2 separate regions of the Homo sapiens genome follow, and region 1 is linked to region 2. Evidence: read pairs that join two places in POLR2A ChIA-PET (ENCODE). Cell type or tissue: HepG2. All regions are shown on one strand. Each heading gives the region's core, and the rest is flanking DNA. Links, peaks and the distances in the headings are about the cores only.

Evidence for each region. ChIA-PET counts read pairs that join two places held together with the same protein. Peaks named below come from ENCODE experiments on the same cell type or tissue, not always from the same donor. Only the 100,000 strongest peaks of a DNase experiment are listed, where the experiment ranks them.
Region 1: POLR2A ChIA-PET joins it to region 2 with 5 read pairs; 2 of 35 experiments call an interaction of 5 or more read pairs at or near these places.

What each region holds. Positions count from the first base shown.
Region 1 is chr7:12,665,019-12,675,002 of GRCh38, reverse strand. LOC105375157 (a long non-coding RNA gene) reads left to right here. Exons shown (of 3, transcript XR_927043.2): 2 at 232-334; 3 at 703-967. Among named protein-coding and RNA genes, the nearest start is that of ARL4A, 18 kb to the left of the region's middle. In HepG2, for the core only: no CTCF peak of the experiment used is centred there; a DNase peak (open chromatin) is centred at 4,712.
Region 2 is chr7:13,122,348-13,132,331 of GRCh38, reverse strand. No RefSeq gene overlaps it. Among named protein-coding and RNA genes, the nearest start is that of ARL4A, 440 kb to the right of the region's middle. In HepG2, for the core only: no CTCF peak of the experiment used is centred there; no DNase peak of the experiment used is centred there.

The DNA of each region.
Region 1 (9,984 bases), core at 804-8,803, 460 kb after region 2:
TGCAGATCTCATAGTTTCTACCACTAGTTCCAAACCGGGCAATTGATAAGCGTTTAGAAAAGATTTATAGAATGAATAAATGAGCAAATTAAGTGTGCCTTAGAATCTTTGTGCCTCATTTTTCTTACTGGGTTGTTCTGGGGAGAATGAATGAAGTTGCTGTAGCTGTAATATGAATAATTGTTAGATAAAATAGTACTTTATTGATATATGATTACTTTTACTTTTTAGGTTTCTGAAGATCACAGAACTTAACTAAAACAACATATTTGTCATAAGCAATTAAGATTTAAGCATTACTCTAGACTACGGAATTCTTTTTGGTGTAAAGCAGGTAAACTGAGCAATGATGCAGCATAGTTTCTGATCTAGTGAAGAGAAAGATAAAATCGCTGGCTATCTGCAAGTAATTTAATGACCAAACTGAGATCTAAATTTGACATTTGAAAAAAAAATTAGAATTTCTCTAAAAACCAACATATGTTAAATAAATGAATGCAAGGCAGTTAGTTTACAGGGTTTTTTTTTTAGTTTCTCGCATTTATCAATTATCCTCAAAACTGTCCTCTAGGGAAAGCAAGATCTGTGCGATTTACCATTATTTTATAAATGAGGAAACTGAGGCTTAGTTAGGTTAAGAGATTTACTTGCTGAAGATTACTAAACTAGTAATTTTTGGATCTGTAACTTGGCTTACTTCAGGTAAAAGCTCTGTCCTGATTACACACTGACCCGCTTTGGGATGTGGAATGCAGGTAACTCATCATGAGTCAAGGAAGGAAGAAGATTCTTTCAGAAAGTTTCAACTATGACAGATGAAGGCAGAAAAAAAAATATGGAAGGTCAACATATTCTTGTTTTGAAAGTACATTTCCTGTTTTTAGCACAATTATCCCTTAGTATGCTTCATTTATCATAAAGATGTAATGTTAAAGGATTAATAACTAACAGTCTGGAATCTTTGAGAATCGGCAGCAAATTGATGACATACTCAATCCAGAAGAATGTTATGGTCTTAAGGCATCCAGATGTAGTTTCAAAATCAGGGAATGAAATAAAGTCTAAAGTTTAACACTCACAAGAGAAATAACTGATGTTGGGGACTGTCATGCTATCTTCTATTTAAAGGTAACTGCCTAGTAGTAGAAAATGTGATTATCTTTTTTTTTTTTTTTTTTTTTTTTTTTTGAGACACCGTTTGGCTCTGTCGCCCAGGCTGGAGTGTAGTGGTGCAATCTCAGCTCACTGCAACTTCTGCCTCCTGGGTTCAAGCAATTGCTTTGCCTCAGCCTCCTGAGTAGCTGGGACTACAGGCGCGCACTGCCATGCCCGGCTAATTTTTGTTTGTGTTTTAGTAGAGACAGGGTTTCACCGTGTTGCCCAGGCTGGTTTCCAACGCTTGAGCTCAGGCAATCTGCCCACCTTGGTCTCCCAAAGTGCTAGGATTACAGGTGTGAGCCAACACACCTGGCCAAAAATGGGATTATCTTAATGCCCCATGTGATCACCAAATATTAAACCTATATGAGTCTTTGTATTTTCCTTAGAACAGCAACTCTCTATGACATAAATTGAAAATGTATTTGGTGGCTCATTTAAATTCAGAGTCAATGTGATTCTTCAGAAACTTTAAAGATTAAATGAGCCTGAGAGACTGATAAATCAATTCTGTTGTAAATAATATCTTAAGACATTAGATAGAAAGGTTGTACAAAGCCAGATTTTCAAACATTTCAGTAATTCTGCAATTAAACTCTTCTCTAAGGTGTCCTGGTACTAAGTACAATAAGACAAGGGCATGTTTCAGGAAAAATCTGAAATATTAGGAAGTTACGTGTGTAATTTGTGTGTTGGACGATTACAAAGATAAGTGGTGTTTAATTTGAAATCCTGCTATATAGACAATAGTTTATGTTCTAGACTAAAAAACAGAACTCAATCCTACTGTTTTTGTCTCACACTGGAAATAAACTTATTTTATTCTAAAGCAGAGGTATAGGGAAAGTACAAATGATTCACCAAAATATCTTGGGATGACTACAGATCTGTGTGTTTGTGTGTGTATGTGTGTGTGTATCAAAATCAGACCATAATAATGGTTGCTAAACTATTAGTATCAGAAGACCAGTTTAAAATGTATCTTATATCTAAGAGAAAAATTTTAATTCTTAGTTTTATTTATTTGCATATACAAGTGGTAAACACCTGGAAAAGGTTAAGAATTTTGTATATTTTATTAAAAATGGAAATTACGAATGATAGGCATGGTTAATATTTTCTGCTTTCTGTTACTAAATAGACTTCCCATTTATTAAGAGGTTATAGGAGTGCATTGAATTAACTCATAACACAGGAATGAAAGGCAGGCTATAATTGGATCTTTTGAACTTCATGTACACCTTATAATCTTACAAAATATCATTATATGTAATAAAGCAAAATTCCTATTTAAAGAAATGATTTTTTTTTTAAGAGATGGGGTCTTGCCATATTCCCCAGGCTAGTCTTGAACTCCTAGCCTCAAGAAATCCTTCCACTTTGGCCTCCCAAAGTGCTGAAATTACAAGTGTGAGCCACTGCGTCTGGCTGGAGAAATGGATATTAAAATCAGGCTTTAAAAAATCAATTATTGTGGTGTCTCACACCTGTAATCCTAGCATTTTGAGAGGCCAGGTGGGTGGATCACTTGAGGTCAGAAGTTCGAAACCAGCTGGGCCAACATGGTGAAACTCCATCTCTACAAAAAATACAAAAAAATTATCCCAGTGTGGTGGAGGGTGCCTGTAATCCCAGCTACTCGGGAGGCTGAAGCAGGAGAATTGCTTGAACCCAGGAGGCAGAGGTTGCAGTGAGCCAAGATCATGCCACTGCACTGCAGCCTGGGCAACACAGCAAGACTCCATCTCAAAAAAAAAAAAATTATCATTTAAAATTTTAGATTATAAACTATAATTTCTAAACAGTTAAAAAATTTTCTTTGCTTAGATTTTACTCAAATATTAAGGTGTATTAAATATATAAATTCAAACTTTTTATGAATTCCAAGAATATAAAATTATTTTGATGGCTAAAAAATTATGTGCAAAGCTAACGGGAATATAAAATGGTACAGTCACTTTGGAAAATTTTCTGATGGTTCCTCAAAAGGTTAAACATAGATTTGCCATATAAACCAGTAATTCCATTCCTACGTACATACCTAAGAGAAATAAAAACGTATTATATTAGTCCGTTTTCACACTGCTATAAGTAAATACGTGAGACTGGGCTATTTATAAGAAAAGAAGTTTAATTGGCTCATGGTTCTGCAGGCTGTATGGGAAGAATAGCAGCTTTTGCCTCTGGGGAGGCCTCAGGAAACTTGCAATCATGGTGGAAGGCAAAGGGAGAGCCAGCACTTTACATAGCTGAAGCAGGAGGAAGAGAGAGGGGGAAGGTGCTACACACTTTTAAACAACCAGATCTTGTGAGAACTCACTCACCATCATGAGAAAGGCACGGAGGGGATGGTGCTACACTATTCATGAGAACTCCACCCCCGTGAATCAACCACCTCCCCCCCAGGCCCCACTTCCAACATTGAGGATTACAATTGCACATGTGATTTGGGTGGGGACGTAGAGCCAAACCATATCACATATGTCCACACAAAAGTTTGTATATGAAAGTTCATAGCACCATTATTCGTAATAGCCCAAAAGTGGAAACAATCCAAATGTTCATCAGCTGAGGAATGAATAAACAAAATGTAGTGTATCCATACAAAGTAATATTATTTGGCAATAAAAAGAAGTGAAATACTGATGCATGCTATAACATGGATGATGCTTGGAAACATTATGCTAAGTGAAAGGAAGTCACAAAGGATCAAATGTTGTATGATTCTATATCATATGTATGTATGACTCCATATAAATATTGTATGATTCCATATATACACATATATATGGACGTCTGGTATAGGCAAATCCATAGAGACAGAAAATCTATTAATGGTTGCCTAGGGCTGGGAAGGAGTAGAGTTAAGAAAAAATGGGAAGTGACTGCTAATGGGTGTGAACTTCCTTTTTAGTGTACTAAAAATATTCTAAGACTGATTTTGATGATACTTACACAATTCTGTGAATACACCAAAAATCACTGAACTGGGGGGAAGAAAAGCAAAAGCAATCTCTCAAAACTAAATGGCTTCTATCGGTAAACCATGTTTCTTTAAAAAGACTTGCACACTTGCCCATGTACAAGGAGTTTTAAATCTAGCACATGTCTACAGGTTAAAAAAATTTGCAATACTCTAGCTCTTTAGGATATATATGTAGGCTGTTATCCATGTCATGTTTAGGAGAACTGAATTTTGATTGAATTCATTACAGTTTTTTTACTTCAAAGGAAAAAGATCATCAGGCTTCAATAGATCTCACTAAGTTTTTGCATCAAAATATCCAGTTATCTGAAGAGTAAGATTTGCTGACTTGCAAACAATTAGTATATACTAACTGATTATCTCCTGTGTCATATGCAAGACTTCACAAAACAACAGAATGCCTTTGAGGGGTTCAATTTAGGTTAGGATTGTGTCCACTATGTTTTCACGTCACAAATAATTCCATTCCAAATAAAGTAGAAAAATTGCACTGCTACAACATCAAAGAAGAGAACTAAACAAAGATTAAGCAAAGGTATTTGGCAACCCATTGTGCCAGCACATGGAAACACAAGTCTCCACTTTGGCAGCTGTGTTTGTATACATTCCAGTCCAGGCTGAACATTAGGACTCCTTACCAAACTGAACACCATGTGACTGGTGAAGCTTCAGCATAAACACAGACAGTGTTATGTATATGGATTCACTTTGCAACCTGATATTTATGTCATGTAAATTAAATATGCATTTGTACAAAGATTGAATATATCAGTACATATGCACAATATTTAGAGACTGCCTTCTTGCCAGCACTGTACTAGACTGGAGAATTATAAACACATGACTATATCCTAGCTATTTATAAAAACATGCAAAATAAATACAATACGTTTTCAATCATTGTCATCATGTATCTCACCACATATTATTTTTCTTCATAATTTTAACCCTAAACACACTACAAATTATTTAATTAATACATAGGAACACTAAAATTTAAATTTGCTTTTTTTTCCTTTGTGCTTTTTCTATACATATGATTCTAAGTAAGTTAAAAGGGCCCAGACTTCTCTTTTTCCATCCTAATGATCTCTGATAACAAATCATTTCACATATAGAAGGGAGAAAATGTTGTTGGCCTTTTCTTAAATTTTTGATGTTTCCAAAATTATTTGCCAAAGCCACTTTGGGGACTCTTCTGAGGTTGTGGAACTTTCTGCTTTATCCACTAATGTCCTGGAACCATAGCCTTCATTGAGGTCAGAATTATAAGTGACTATATGGAAAGATCTTTTTTTTTTTTTTTTTTCTCAAGAAACCCTCAAATCCAACACTCTGGTCTGCGTGTATATGTCAGGGTTCCTAGCTGCCAACAAATGAAATCAATTCTGGTTAGTTAAGCAGAAAGTAATCTTAAAAAGATGTTAGGGAGCCCTCTGAATCTGCTCGGGGGCCAGAGAGCCAGGCTTAGAGACTGCACAGTCAAGAACAAAGTTCTAACTTAACCATTGATTAACTGCCAGCAAAGACAGACCTGCAGCCATTGTTGGGCAATGCCACCATAGACTGGTACTTCTCAGGATGTGCCCTGGACAAGACTGCCACAGCCTCAGCCACGGGCACCTCCATAAACTGGGCACATCCACCACTGTCCTCATCAAAGTAGATCCCACGGTGCCATTGTCCCTGGCTCCAAATTTAAGCCTGATATGCTTGCATTTGACAGGTGGTATTTAGGCCCCATGCTTGTGCGCCCCCAACCCTCACCACTAACTGCAAGGACAGATGGGAACACTGGCTTCTAGGTTCTCTGTAGGAGATGGGCTGTCAAAAAGTAGAGAAAATGTTGGCCAAAGAGTTGGATGACATAACAGTCTAAAATATTTGACGAAATATGTAAAATCCCACATTGCTTTTTAGGTTACTTAGCTTATTTGTGAGCAATATCTTTCCTTGCACTGAGAACATAACTTCTAAGATAGATGGAGAGGATGGGAGAAGGGGGTTTGAATTAACGATTCTTTCCCAACCATGTTATTCCCTGACTCAAAATTCTCCTATCTATTTATTTTCTTATGTGTAAATTTCAGCAACATAGAATTTCAACTCCTGGAGTATAAGATTTTATAATAAATTTTGTGGTAGAAAATTCGAAAAAGAGAAAATAGGGCAATTGAAAATCTGGCCAAAGAGGCAATGTGTCTCTGCCTTCTTTATGGGCCTGGAATGCTGCTGGAAGTAACTTAATTATCCACCCATAATAATTGAAACTTTTACAAAGTCATGGTTATAAAACACATCTGGGCTCTCATCACCTGCCACCCCACCCCACCTTGCTTCCACATTTTTCTTTCTTTTGAAATATCCTTCTCTCCATAGTGGTTATCTTAAATCTTTTCTATGTGCCTCGTGTTCGAATACACCATGTCCTTTCTCACTCTGTAGATAATCATACCTCCCCAAACTTTGTGGCACCATTCTTTTCTCCGGTGACACTGGAAGTGAAGAGCCATCGGCCTGAGGCTAATCTTGCTCCAGTGCCTAGATCTATTTACCCCTGCTTTTTCTCAGTACCTACCATCTCTTATTTAACTTTATGCTGTGCTCTGAAACTTTACATTTGTACTAGTTATTTCCCTGCAGTATGCAAATATTTTCAAGGCTTTTACATTCTTAAAAAATCTGCAACCCCAGATCCTGCTGTACTTACTGGGCTTTCCATTGCCATGACTGCCAAACTTCTTCAAGAGTATTTCCTGTACTAGCTTTTTCTGTTAACTCATTTTGCTGAATCCAACGAATATTTCTGGGATTTTTATCTTCCTTGAATATGCAGCAGCTTTGACAATACTGACACCTTCTCTTTTTCCTGGATTTCTTTTTTTTTTTTTTTGAGATGGAGTTTCGCTCTTGTTGCTGAAGCTGGAGTGCAATGGTGCGATCTCAGCTCACTGCAACCTCTGCCTCCTGGGTTCAAGCGATTCTCCTGCCTCAGCCTCCCGAGTAGCTGGGATTACAGGCATGTGCCACCATGCCTGGCTAATTTTGTATTTTTAGTAGAGATGGAGTTTCACCATGTTGGTCAGGCTGGTCTTGAACTCCTGACCTCAGGTGATCCACCCGCCTTGGCCTCCGAAGGTGCTGGGATTACAGGTGTGAGCCACCACACTCTGCTCTTTTTCCTGGATTTCTTTGATGCCTCAGTCTTTTCCTTCTCCCCTCCTCCCTCGTCCTCTTCCTCTCAGGCTCCTTTGCAGATTTTATTTTCCGTATTGTTTATCTGTCTGAGTTCATTTGGACTGCTACAACAGAATATTATAAACTGGTTGGCTTATAAACAACAGAAATTGATTTCTCACAGTTCTGGAGGCTGGGACATCCAAGTCAAGGTGCTGGCAAATTCAGTATCTGCTGAGGGCCCACTTCCTGGTTTATAGACTACTGTCTTCTCCCTGTAACTTCAGATGGTGGAAGAAGTGACAGGTCTCTTCTCTCTCAGACTCCTTTTATAAGGGCACTCTAAAGGGTTAAAGTCAAGGATGTATATAGCTCAATGATTTCTTACAAAGTGAGAACCCCCTAGATCTTTGCAGTGTTGTATTTTTGGGACTTGTGTATATGTGTGTATTCTATTTTATGTGGGTTTTTTTTTTTTTACAACGAACATGTGCATGGGTTGAATTATGCCTCTAAAATGATTTGTCCATGTCCTCATTATCAAAAACCAAATATGTCCTCATTTAAAAAAAGGATTTTTTCAATGTGATTAAATTAACAGTTTTGAGCTAAGATCATCCTGGATTAACTGAGTGGACCCTAAATCCAATCACAAGTATCTTTACAAGAGAAGACACAGTGAAAAAGGACATAAAGGAGTCAGAGATTGGAGTCATGATGCCACAAACCAAGGAATGCCTGGAACCACCAGAATCTGAAACAAGGAAGAACTCTCTCCTAGAGCCTTTGTAGGGAGCATGGTCCTAAAGACACCTTGATTTTGAACTTCTGGCCTCCAGAACTGTGACAGAATAAATTTCTGTTGTTTTAGACTACCAAGTTTGTTAGGACATTCCTGGGGAAATAATACAGCATGTATAATCATTATGACAGCAATAAAGTAAATATTATTAAATTACAAGATTTGCAGTCCTCCCCCTCCCCCTACCTTCTAAGGAGGCAAGCAGCCTTTGCCAGCTGAGCAAGCTTCTGATTGTTGTTTTGTCCTTGATCATGTCGAAGGGTAGAATTGAGCTGAAAGCTGAGGATTAAACTCTGATTTTTTTTAATCTTGCCCAAATTCCTATCTAAGGGGTCTGGGGAGTCATGCCCTCAGACGGGTTTTATTTTACCCTATATACCATGATTTACTTTCCAGCCTGACTCTGGCATAACATTACGAGACAAAGAAGAAAATCAAAATATTTTACCCCAAAACATGTTTCTTTGCCATATTTTGAAATGGCACTGCAAAGCTGTTCTTTATGGGGGAAAATTTGTGTCTGTAAAGAATCTCTATTAACATAGCTAGATCTTTTTCTTCCAGACCCTCCCAATCCTAAAGAGATTAATATCTGAATAGGAAACATTTGTCATCTATTGTCTCTAAGGGCAGCCACTTCAGAAGAACTTTGGTCTCCACGATCTTTATCTTAACTTGAACATTCCCTTTCTATCAATTCCAGGTCTTTAGACAAACTCAACCAATTGTCAACCAGAAAAGATTTAAATTCACCGATAGCCAGGAAGCCCCGCCGCTTTGAGTTGTTCCACCTTACTGGACCAAACCAATGTATTTCTTAAATGTATTTGATTGATGTCTCATGCCTCTCTAAAAATGTATACAACTAAGCTGCTCTGGGACCACCTTGGGCACATGTTCTCAGGACTTCTCGAGGGCTGTGTCACGGGCCATCATCACTCATATTTGGCTCAGAATAAATCTCTTCATATATTTTAAAGAGTTTAACTCTTTTCATCGACAAAGCCTAGGATAATGAGGTTGGGATATGAATGAAGAAAAACGTTAGAAAAATGAGCAGCTTCAGGAAAGAACAGAAGATCTGGGGGAAGGCTTGCTCTGGGTTATAGCCCCATGGGCAATTTACCAAAGAGTAAAAGATGAGGCCCAAACATGACAATATCTCTGCTCTGACGTTTTGATTTTGTTAATTTTCATTTGATATCAATGAGTGAAGCCAGCATGAGCATCAAATACCCATATGCAACAATCTACATAACTGAAAACTCCAAGGCCACATGTGGTGTGTCATGCATGTCCGTGTGAAGAAGACCACCAAACAGGATTTGTGGGAGCAACAAGGCTGTTTATTTCACCTGGGTGCAGGCAGCCTGAGTCTGAAAAGAGAGTCAGCAAAGGGTGATGGGATTATCATCAGTTCTTATAGGTTTTGGGATAGGCGGTGGAGTTAGGAGCAATGTTTTGCAGGCAGGGAGTGGATCTCACAAAGTACATTCTCAAGGGTGGGAAGAATTACAAAGAACCTTCCTAAGAGTGGGGGAGATTACAAAGAAACTTCTTAAGGGTGGGGGAGATTACAAAGTACATTGACCAGTTAGTATGGGGCAGAAACACATCACAATGGTGGAATGTCATCAGTTAAGGCTATTTTCACTTCTTTTGTGGATCTTCAATTGCTTCAGGCCATCTGGATGTATATGTGCAGGTCACAGGGGATATGATGGCTTAGCTTGGGCTCAAAGGCCTGACATTCTTGTCTTCTTATATTAATAAGAAAAGCAAAACAAAATAGTGGTGAAGTGTTGAAGCAGCGAAAATTTTGGGGGGATTGGTATGGAGAGATAATGGGTGACGTTTCTCA
Region 2 (9,984 bases), core at 567-8,566:
TATTTATCATTCTCACATAAAACCTTCTACTCCTCCAAGAACCATCATAAATATATATATCATCTAAGCCAAGACATGTACAAATTATCCTAGACTCTTTGGTTTCCCTCCTTCACCTATTAACCAACCAAGTTCTATTCATTGTATTTCAAAATTGTTCTCTTTTGATTTTGTCCAGCATCTTCACTATTAATAACTCTGCCCTATTTTAACCCTTTCTTTGTTTTTCTCTTTCCCTATCTTCTTCTCTCACTATTCCTCCTTTCCTACCTCCTTTTATTTTTCTGATCCCTAATAGTTGAGAAAGACCCAGCTTGGTTCACTTTTGTCGGGGAGGGGAGGGTATCTGCCTTGTATTAATTAGTTCCACTGAGAAGCCCAAGCCCTGAAAATATTTTATGTCTATGTATTTTTTAAATTCCCACATGAAGATTTGTTTGTCCATCACCACAGTCAAAATTTGGGGTTCCTCACTGCAAAGATTTCTCCAATTGCACTAACATAGCCACACCCATATCCCTTTGCCCTGTCCCCACCTTCAACCCTGATTTCCCTAAACCCTTATCCAAGCACTAATCTGATTTCCATTTTAACTATTTTGTCATTTCAATTTGTTATATAAAAAAAGCGTGTAACCTTTTAGAGCTTGCTTTTTACACTCAGCAATTCTGGCATTGCCAATTTCTTAAAACTTTGAGTCAATTAATTAAACAGTCTGTATCTCAGTGTCCTTATTTGAAAATTGAAATAATATTTGCATAAAACTCAATGAACTATGGATAAAACTAAAGGATTAGATAATAAAAGTAAAACTTTTAGCATTCTAAAAAGCACTCAGTCATTGCTCAATAAAAGTGAACTATTATATAAATTATCCTGAGAATCTTTGCCAATTAAAGCATCTTTAATGTTGGTTTAGTCTTAAGTGCCCATATTATATGCTAATTCTATTCAAATTTATAATCCAAGAAATGTTTCAGTGAAAAATGTTTTGAACATCAGAATATTTGATTAATCAAAAGGTTTCATGCACCAGTCTACTGAAGTGATAGTATACCATATGTTAAGACAGGTTAGCTGCTACTTGCTCCTACTCACAAGCTTGCCTTTCTTTTTCTTTCTTTCTTTCTTTCTTTCTCTTTCCTTCCTTCTTTCTCTCTCTTTCCTTCCTCCCTTTCCCTTTTTCCTTTCTTTCTCTTTCCTTCCTTCTTTCTCTCTCTTTCCTTCCTCCCTTTCCCTTTTTCCTTTCTTTCTCTCTCTCTCTCTCCTCTCTCTCGCTCTCTCTCCCTCTCTTTTTTTTTTTCTCACAGTCTTGCTTGGTCACCCAGGCTGGAGTACAGTGGTGTGATCTGAGCTCACGGCAACCTCCGCCTCCTGGGTTCAAACAATTCTCCTACCTCAGCCTCCTGGGTAGCCTGGGACTACAGGTGCATGCCATCACACCCAGCTAATTTTTTGTATTTTTTAGAAGAGACAGGGTTTCACCATGTTGGTCAGGTTGGTTTTGAACTCCTGACCTCAAGTGATCCACTCGCCTTGGCCTCCCAAAGTGCTGGGATTACAGGTGTGAGCCACCACACCCAGCCATCACAAGCTCTTAAGAGGTGGGCTCAGGATTCATAATCAGGATAGTCTCAGGAGACTGCCTTTTTAACTACTGTGTTATCTTGTCTCTCATACTCGTAAATTCATTATGCCAAAGTTTATAAAGTTTTCACAATTTCTTAATTTTTAGTTGTCCGCATTCCTATTTCCATTACGTAGTTATCATTTGATACTTAGTGATTTTTTTGCACAATAACCATTGTGCAACTTTTTTTTGCACAATAACTATACTAACCCTGATGTTTTTCATGTCTCATTCATGTACTCAAGCTATGTACAAATAGCTAAAGTGAATGAAAAGAGTAAGACACTGATTTGCACTTCAGAATGAAGTTGTACAAAAGCCTGTATTTAATCAAAGTTAAAAAATATTGAACCGAATGGAAAATGCTTGAGTCTTCATGCTTTATCTACTAATGGTGATATCAGCTGAGGACAGAAGAGATGTGCTAATTGCATTAGATATATATTACAAATAAAAATCACTGATGAAAATATGTTTCAAGTATGCATACGCATTTAAAACTGTATAAAAGTCAGTGTATTTGTTATGATAAAATTTTCAGTCTCATGGATAATTTTTGTCACTCTATGAAAGTGGTCTGTCTCCACAGTGTGTTGTAAAACATACTGTGAATGAATAAATCAAGTAAAGAATCTTACACACCTACAAACCCTGCTTATACATATTACTTGCATATTAAGCAACAAAAGCTCCTGTCTATTCATTGGTCTCTTTCAGGGTGACCCTCAAAAATTAATGTGCACAGCTGGTTTTCTCCCACCTGTTCTCCCTATCATCTCATTCATGCACATTCTTCTCCAAGACCTCAAAGCCAATCATAAGGGAACTAGACTAGCTACAAATATGATTGAAAATCTGAAGTTTTAGCAGTACCTGGAAAACAGATGTGTTAAAATGCACAAGATAATATAAAACAACCTCTAAATCTCTCATTGCACCTGCCCTGTAATTCTATAAGGATTCTTTCTGACAAATTGTAAAGAGTGATTAGAAATGGCTACATGTGGCAAGTCATCAATAATTGGTGAGAAAAAACTCTCAAAACAAAACAAAAAAAATCCACAAACTATAAACTGGAAGTCCTAATGTTAAAAATGTTCTTTACATAAAGTCTTGTTTGAGTGGAACATCAATTACAGTTTCATTGATGGGATAAATTGTAATAAAAAGCACAGAGAACCTTGAACAACTTCAATTCCTTTTACAAACATAATGCAGTAGCATGGGAGTGATAGCTCTTCAATAAAAGTTATACTCTCAAAGAAATCAATATCATTCTAAATCTGTTCTTTACTTTTTACTCCACAGGGCAAACTCTGATATTTCTTTTCTGTAACAGACAAATGAACATAGTGCCAACATGTCCCTGTTCAACAGCTTATAGTGATTGATGTAAAAATTCACTAAAATGTACTTTATATATACTATAATAAGATTTTAGTATAAAGTATAAATTGAACAACTGTGATTTAAAAAGGAGATGTCAATTCAAATCTGATAGTTTATATTACTGAGATTATAAACTCCTCAGGAAGAAGCCTTTACAATACAATTACTTATTTTAAGATTACAGCTGAATTGACTCAAGTGCCAGATATGCTCAAGACTGTCCTAGCAAATATGCTGTATGTCTATATATAGATACAGAAACTGATACGCACACACGAACATACAAAATATGCTCATACATTTAGAGATATATGCTGCGTTTCACCTCTCATTTCCTCCTTACTCCTCAAGTCCATGTAATAATATCACTTCTGCCCCCATATTACCAAAACTACTTTTCTTCAAGAAGACTTTTGATTTCCAGATATAATGATTACAGGCAAGAAACCTGAGAATCATTACTACCAGTCTTATTTATAATTTTTTTTGTAAAATCTTGCTAATTCTACCTCCCATATAGCTCTTAAATTTATTCGCACCTTTATATTTTCTGAACATTTCCATAATCAGACCTGCACAAACACTAATATGGACTATTTCATTCGTCTGCTAACTGGTTTTCTGCCTATAGTCATCCTGTTTTAATTCACTTCCATCCTGAACCATGGCAATATGTATAAACAGATAGGTCGACAGATAGAGGGTATTATTTTACATGTGACATTATTAACATATCAAAAGGTAACATAATTATATACATGCATTCTTTGCTTAAATCCTTTCACTATTTGCTTATCAATATTCAATCTGTTGGAAAGACAAGAGGTGAACCTGAATCACCCACTGGACTTTTTCAAACTGCACATTAACTTCTAAGATTCTGATGTATGACAGGCTTACTTGAGTATCATTTCCAGAAACAGCAGATGTTTCTAATGTGAGAGTCTCATATTCTTCAAATTTGTTACAGAACGCAAAAGAGGAGAATCACTGAGTTACTGGATAAAATACACACTCTTCAGGGTGGCAAATAGATGCTCCACAACCTGGTTACTCTCTTCCCCTTTAACCTCATATTCTCCAACTAAACTTAGGCACCTGTTGCTTCAAGAAATTTTCCTGAACCTCCCATCCACACCCAGCCCAGGCTGCATTAGATGCCTATCTTTAACTACCCCTAACACCTCTAACAGGTTGAATTGTGTCACCAAAAAATTCATGTCCACCCAGGATCTCATGTGACCTTATTTAGAAATAGGGTCTTAATAGATGTAATTAGTTAGAGATCTTGAAATACAATCATACTGGACTTAGGATGGGCCCTAAACACAATGATGTTTTCCTGAAATAAATGAGAGAGCAATATGGAAAGAGACACAACAGAGAGGAAGGCGATGTAAAGATGGAGGCAAAGATTGAAGCAACTGATGCATCAGTAAGCCAACAAACACCAAGGATTGCCAGCAGCCACCAGAATCTCTGCACGGACAATTCTCTCTGAGCCCCCAGAGGAAATCAAAAGTACTGACATCTTTATTTTGGATTTCTGACCTCTTGAAGAGGGAGAGAAAGATTGAGAGAAAAACTGTTGGTTGTTTAAACTACCCAATCTGTGGCAATTTGTTATGGTAGCCCTAGAAACTAATACAAATGCTTATATTCACCTCTAATACAGCACTCATCAGATTATATCAGATTATTTTGTTTGTTTAGCCCACTCCCACCATCAACCATATTTCAAACTCTTTAAAGAATTACATCTGTTTATCTATATAAACAATGTCTACAGGTTCTAGATAAATGCCTGCTATATTAATATATGAATACATTTTAACATTTTAAAAGATATTGGGAATTTGGGGAAAAGGGTTGGAGGGGGGTGAGAAATAAAAGACTACAAATTGGATACAGTTATACTGCTGGGGTGATGGGTACACCAAAATCTCACAAATTACCACTAAAGAACTTACTCATGTAACTAAACATCCCCTGTCCCCCAAAACCTATGAGAAAAAAAGAGTAACGAAAAGCTTCCGCTAGCCCTTTTTTTGTGCTGCTTCCATCTGTAATGAGAAGGGCCCATCTCAGGTAGGTGCTGCTTCCAGGGGAGACATATGGAACTGATCAGTACTCAACCCACCACCTGAATCACAGCCCCTCCACCCAACCCACAGACTGTGAATGAGGAAAATGTTTGTTTTTGTAAGCCAAATAAATAAATAAATAAAAGACATTTTGCCAAAAAAAAAAAAAGGTGTACAATTTGATTTTATGTTACAAGTTGCTTGTAGTCAAGGAATTACAAAGATTTTAAAACTGAAAAGAGGTCGCTTCCAAGATGGCCGAATAGGAACAGCTCCAGTCTGCAACTCCCAGCAAAATCAACACAGAAGATGGGTGATTTCTGCATTTCCAATTGAGGTACCTGGTTCATCTCATTGGGACAGGTTGGACAGTAGGTGCAGCCCATGGAGGGCGAGCTGAAGCAGGGCAGGGCATCGCCTCACCTAGGAAGTGCAAAAGGTTGGGGGACTTCCCTTTCCTAGCCAAGGGAAGCCAAGACAGACTGTACCTGGAGAAACAGTATACTTCTGACCAAATACTGTGGTCTTCCCACAGTCTTAGCAACCAGCAGACCAGGAGATACCCTCCTGTGCCTGGCTCGGTGGGTCCCACATCCACGGAGCCTTGCTCACTGCTAATGCAGCAGTCTGAGATCAACCTGCAACACTGCAGCTTGACGGGGGGAAGGGCATCCGCCATTGCTGAGGCTTGAGTTGCACACAGTGTAAACAAAGCAGCTGGGAACCTCGCACTGGGCAGAGCCCACCACAGCTCAGCAAGGACTCCTGCCTCTCTAGACTCCACCTCTGGGAGCAGGGCATAACTGAACAAAAGGGAGCAGACAGCTTCTTTGGACTTAAATGTCCCTGTCTGACAGCTCTGAAGAGAGCAGTGGTTCTCTCAGCATGGCACTCAAGCTCTGAGAACAGACAGACTGCCTCCTCAAGCGGGTCCCTGAACCCCATGTAGCCTGACTGGGAGACACCTCCCAGTAGGGGCCGACAAGCACCTCAAACAGGAGGGTGCCTCTCTGGGACGAAGCTTCCAGAGGAAGGATGAAGCAGCAATATTTGCTGTTCTGAAGCCTCTGCTGGTGACACCAAGGCAAACAGGGTCTGGAGTGGACCTCCAGCAAACTCCAACAGACCTGCAGCTGAGGGGGCTGACTGTTAGAAGGAAAACTAACAAACAGAAAAGAATAGCATCCGCATCAACAAAAAGGACATCCACACCAACACCCCATCTGTATGTCACCAAAATCAAACACCAAAGTTAGATAAAACCACAAAGATGGGGAGAAACCAGAGCACAAAAGCTGAAAATTCCAAAAACCAGAGTGCCTCGTCTCCTCCAAAGGATCACAGCTCCTCGTCAGGAAGGGAACAAAACTGAACAGATAATGAGTTTGACAAGTTGACAGAAGTAGGCTTCAGAAGGTTGGTAATAACAAACTTCTCCAAGCTAAAGGAGCATGTTCTAACTCATCACAAGGAAGCTAAAACCCTCAAAAAAAGATTAGATGAATGGCTACCTAGAATAAACAGTGTAGAGAAGACCTTAAATGACCTGAGGGAGCTGAAAACCACGGCACGAGAACTTCGTGATGCAGCCACAAACTTCAACAGCCAATTCGATCAAGTGGAAGAAAGGATATCAGTGATTGAAGATCAAATTAATGAAATAAAATGAGAAGATGAGGTTAGAGAAAAAAGAGTGAAAAGAAATGCACAACGCCTCCAAGAAATATGGGACTATGTGAAAAGACCAAATATATGTTTGACTGGTGTATCAGAAAGTGACAGGGAGAATGGAAACAAGTTGGAAATCACTCTTCACGATGTTATCCAGGAGAACTTCCCCAACCTAGCAAGGCTGGCCAACATTCAAATTCAGGAAATACAGAGAACACCACAAAGCTACTCCTCAAGAAGAGCAACCCCAAGACACATAATTGTCAGATTCACCAAAGTTGATATGAAGGAAAAAATGTTAAGGGCAGCCAGAGAGAAAGTTTGGGATACCCACAAAGGGAAACCCATCAGACTAACAGTTGATCTCTCTGCAGAAACCCTATAAGCCAGAAGAGAGTGGTGTCCAATATTCACCCTTCTTAAACAAAAGAATTTTCAACCCAGAATCTCATATCTGGCCAAACTACGCTTAACACATGAAGGAGAAATGAAATCCTTTACAGACAAGCAAATGCTGAGAGATCTTGTCACCACAAGGCCTGCCTTACAAGAGCTCCTGAAGGAAGCACTAAACGCGGAAAGGAACAACTGGTACCAGCCACTGCAAAAACATGCTAAATTGTAAAAACCACTGATGTTATGAAAAAACTGCATTAACTAAGGGCCAAATAACCAGCTAAGATCATATTGACAGGATCAAATTCAAACATAACAATATTAACCTTAAATGTAAATGTGGTAAATTCCCCAATTAAAAGACACAGACTAGCAAGTTGGTTAAAGAGTCAAGACCCATCAGTGTGCTGTATTCAGGAGACCTATCTAAAGTGCAAAGACACAGATGGGCTCAAAATAAAGGAATGGAAGAAGATCTACCAAGCAAATGGAAAGAAAAAAAAAGCAGGGGTTGCAATCCTAGTCTCTGATAAAACAGACTTTAAACCAACAAAGATCAAAAGAGACAAAGAAGGCCCCTAGGTAATCATAAAGGGATAAATTCAACAAGAAGTGCTAACTATCCTAAATGTATATGCACCCAATACAGGAGCACCCAGGTTCATAAAGCAAGTCCTTAGAGACTTACAAAGAGAATTAGACTCCCACACAATAATAATGGGAGACTTCAACACCCCACTGTCAATATTAGACAGATCAGTGAGACAGAAGGTTAACAAGGATATCCAGGACTTGAACTCAGCTCTGGACCAAGTGGACCTAATAGACATCTACAGAACTCTCCAACCCAAATCAACAGAATATACATTCTTCTCAGCACCACATCCCACTTATTCTAAAACTGACCACATAATTGGAAAGAAAACACTCCTCAGCAAATGTAAAAAAACAGAAATCACAACAAACTGTCTCTCAGACCATAGTGTAATGAAATTAGAACTCAGGATTAATAAACTCACTCAAAACTGCACAACTACATAAAAACTGAACAACCTGCTCCTGAATGACTACTGGGTAAATAACAAAATGATGGCAGAAATAAAGATGTTCTTTGAAACCAGTGAGAACAAAGACACAACATACCAGCATCTCTGGGACACATTTAAAGCAGTGTGTAGAGGGAAATTTATAGCACTAAATGCATGCCCACAAGAGAAAGCAGAAAAGACCTGAAATCAATACCCTAACATGACAATTAAAAGAACTAGAGAAGCAAGAGCAAACAAATTCAAAAGCTAGCAGAAGGCAAGAAATAACTACGATCAGAGCAGAACTGAAAGAGATAGAGACACAAAATCCCTTCAAAAAATCAATGAATCCAGGAGCTGGTTTTAGGAAAATATCAACAAAATAGATAGACCGCTAGCAAGACTAATAAAGAAAAAAAGAGAGAAGAATCAAATAGATGCAATAAAAAATGATAAAGGGGATATCACCACCGATCCCACAGAAATACAAACTACCATTAGAGAATACTATAAACACCTCTATGCAAATAAACTAGAAAATCTAGAAGAAACGGATAAATTCCTGGACATATACACTCTCCCAAGACTAAATCAGGAAGAAGTTGAATTTCTGAATAGACCAATAACAGCTTCTGAAATTGAGGCAATAATTAATAGCCTACCAACCAAAAAAAGTCCAGGACCAGATTTACAGCCGAATTCTACCAGAGGAAGAAAGAGGAGTTGGCACCATTCCTTCTGAAACTATTCCAATCAATAGAAAAAGAGGGAATCTACCCTAACTCATTTTATGAGGCCAGCATCATCCTGACACCAAAGTCTGGCAGAGACACAACAACAACAAAAAAAGAACTTTAGACGAATATCCCTGATGAACATCAGTGCAAAAATCCTCAATAAAATACTGGCAAACTGAATCCAGCAGCACATCAAAAAGCTTATCCACCACAATCAAGTCGGCTTCATCTCTGGGATGCAAGGCTGATTTAACATACACAAATCAATAAGCGTAATCCATTACATAAACAGAACCAATGACAAAACATCACATGATTATCTCAATAGATGCAGAAAAGGCCTCTGACAAAATTCAACAACGCTTCATGCTAAAAACTCTCAATAAATTAGGTATTGATGGAACGTATCTCAAAATAATAAGAGCTATTTAGGACAAACCTACAGCCAATATCATACCGAATGGGCAAAAACTGGAAGCATTCCCTTTGAAAACCGGCACAAGACATGGATGCCGTCTCTCACCATTCCCATTCAACATAGTGTTGGAAGTTCTGGCCAGGGTAATGAGGCAAGAGAAAGAAATAAAGGGTATTCAATTAGGAAAAGAGGAAGTCAAATTGTCCCTGTTTGCAGATGACACGACTGTATATTTAGAAAACCCCATCATCTCAGCCCAAAATCTCCTTAAGCTGATAAGCAACTTCAGCAAAGTCTCAGGATAAAAAATCAGTGTGCAAAAATCACAAGCATTCTTGTACACCAATAACAGACAAACAGAGAGCCAAATCATGAGTGAACTCCCATTCACAATTGCTTCAAAGAGAATAAAATTCCTAGGAATCCAACTTACAAGGGATGTGAAGGATCTCTTCAAGGAGAACTACAAATCACTACTCAATGAAATGAAAGAAGACACAAACAAATGGAAGAACATTCCATGCTCATGGATAGGAAGAATCAATATCATGAAAATGACCATACTGCCCAAGGTAATTCATAGATTCAATGCTATCCCCATCCAGCTACCACTGACTTTCTTCACAGAACT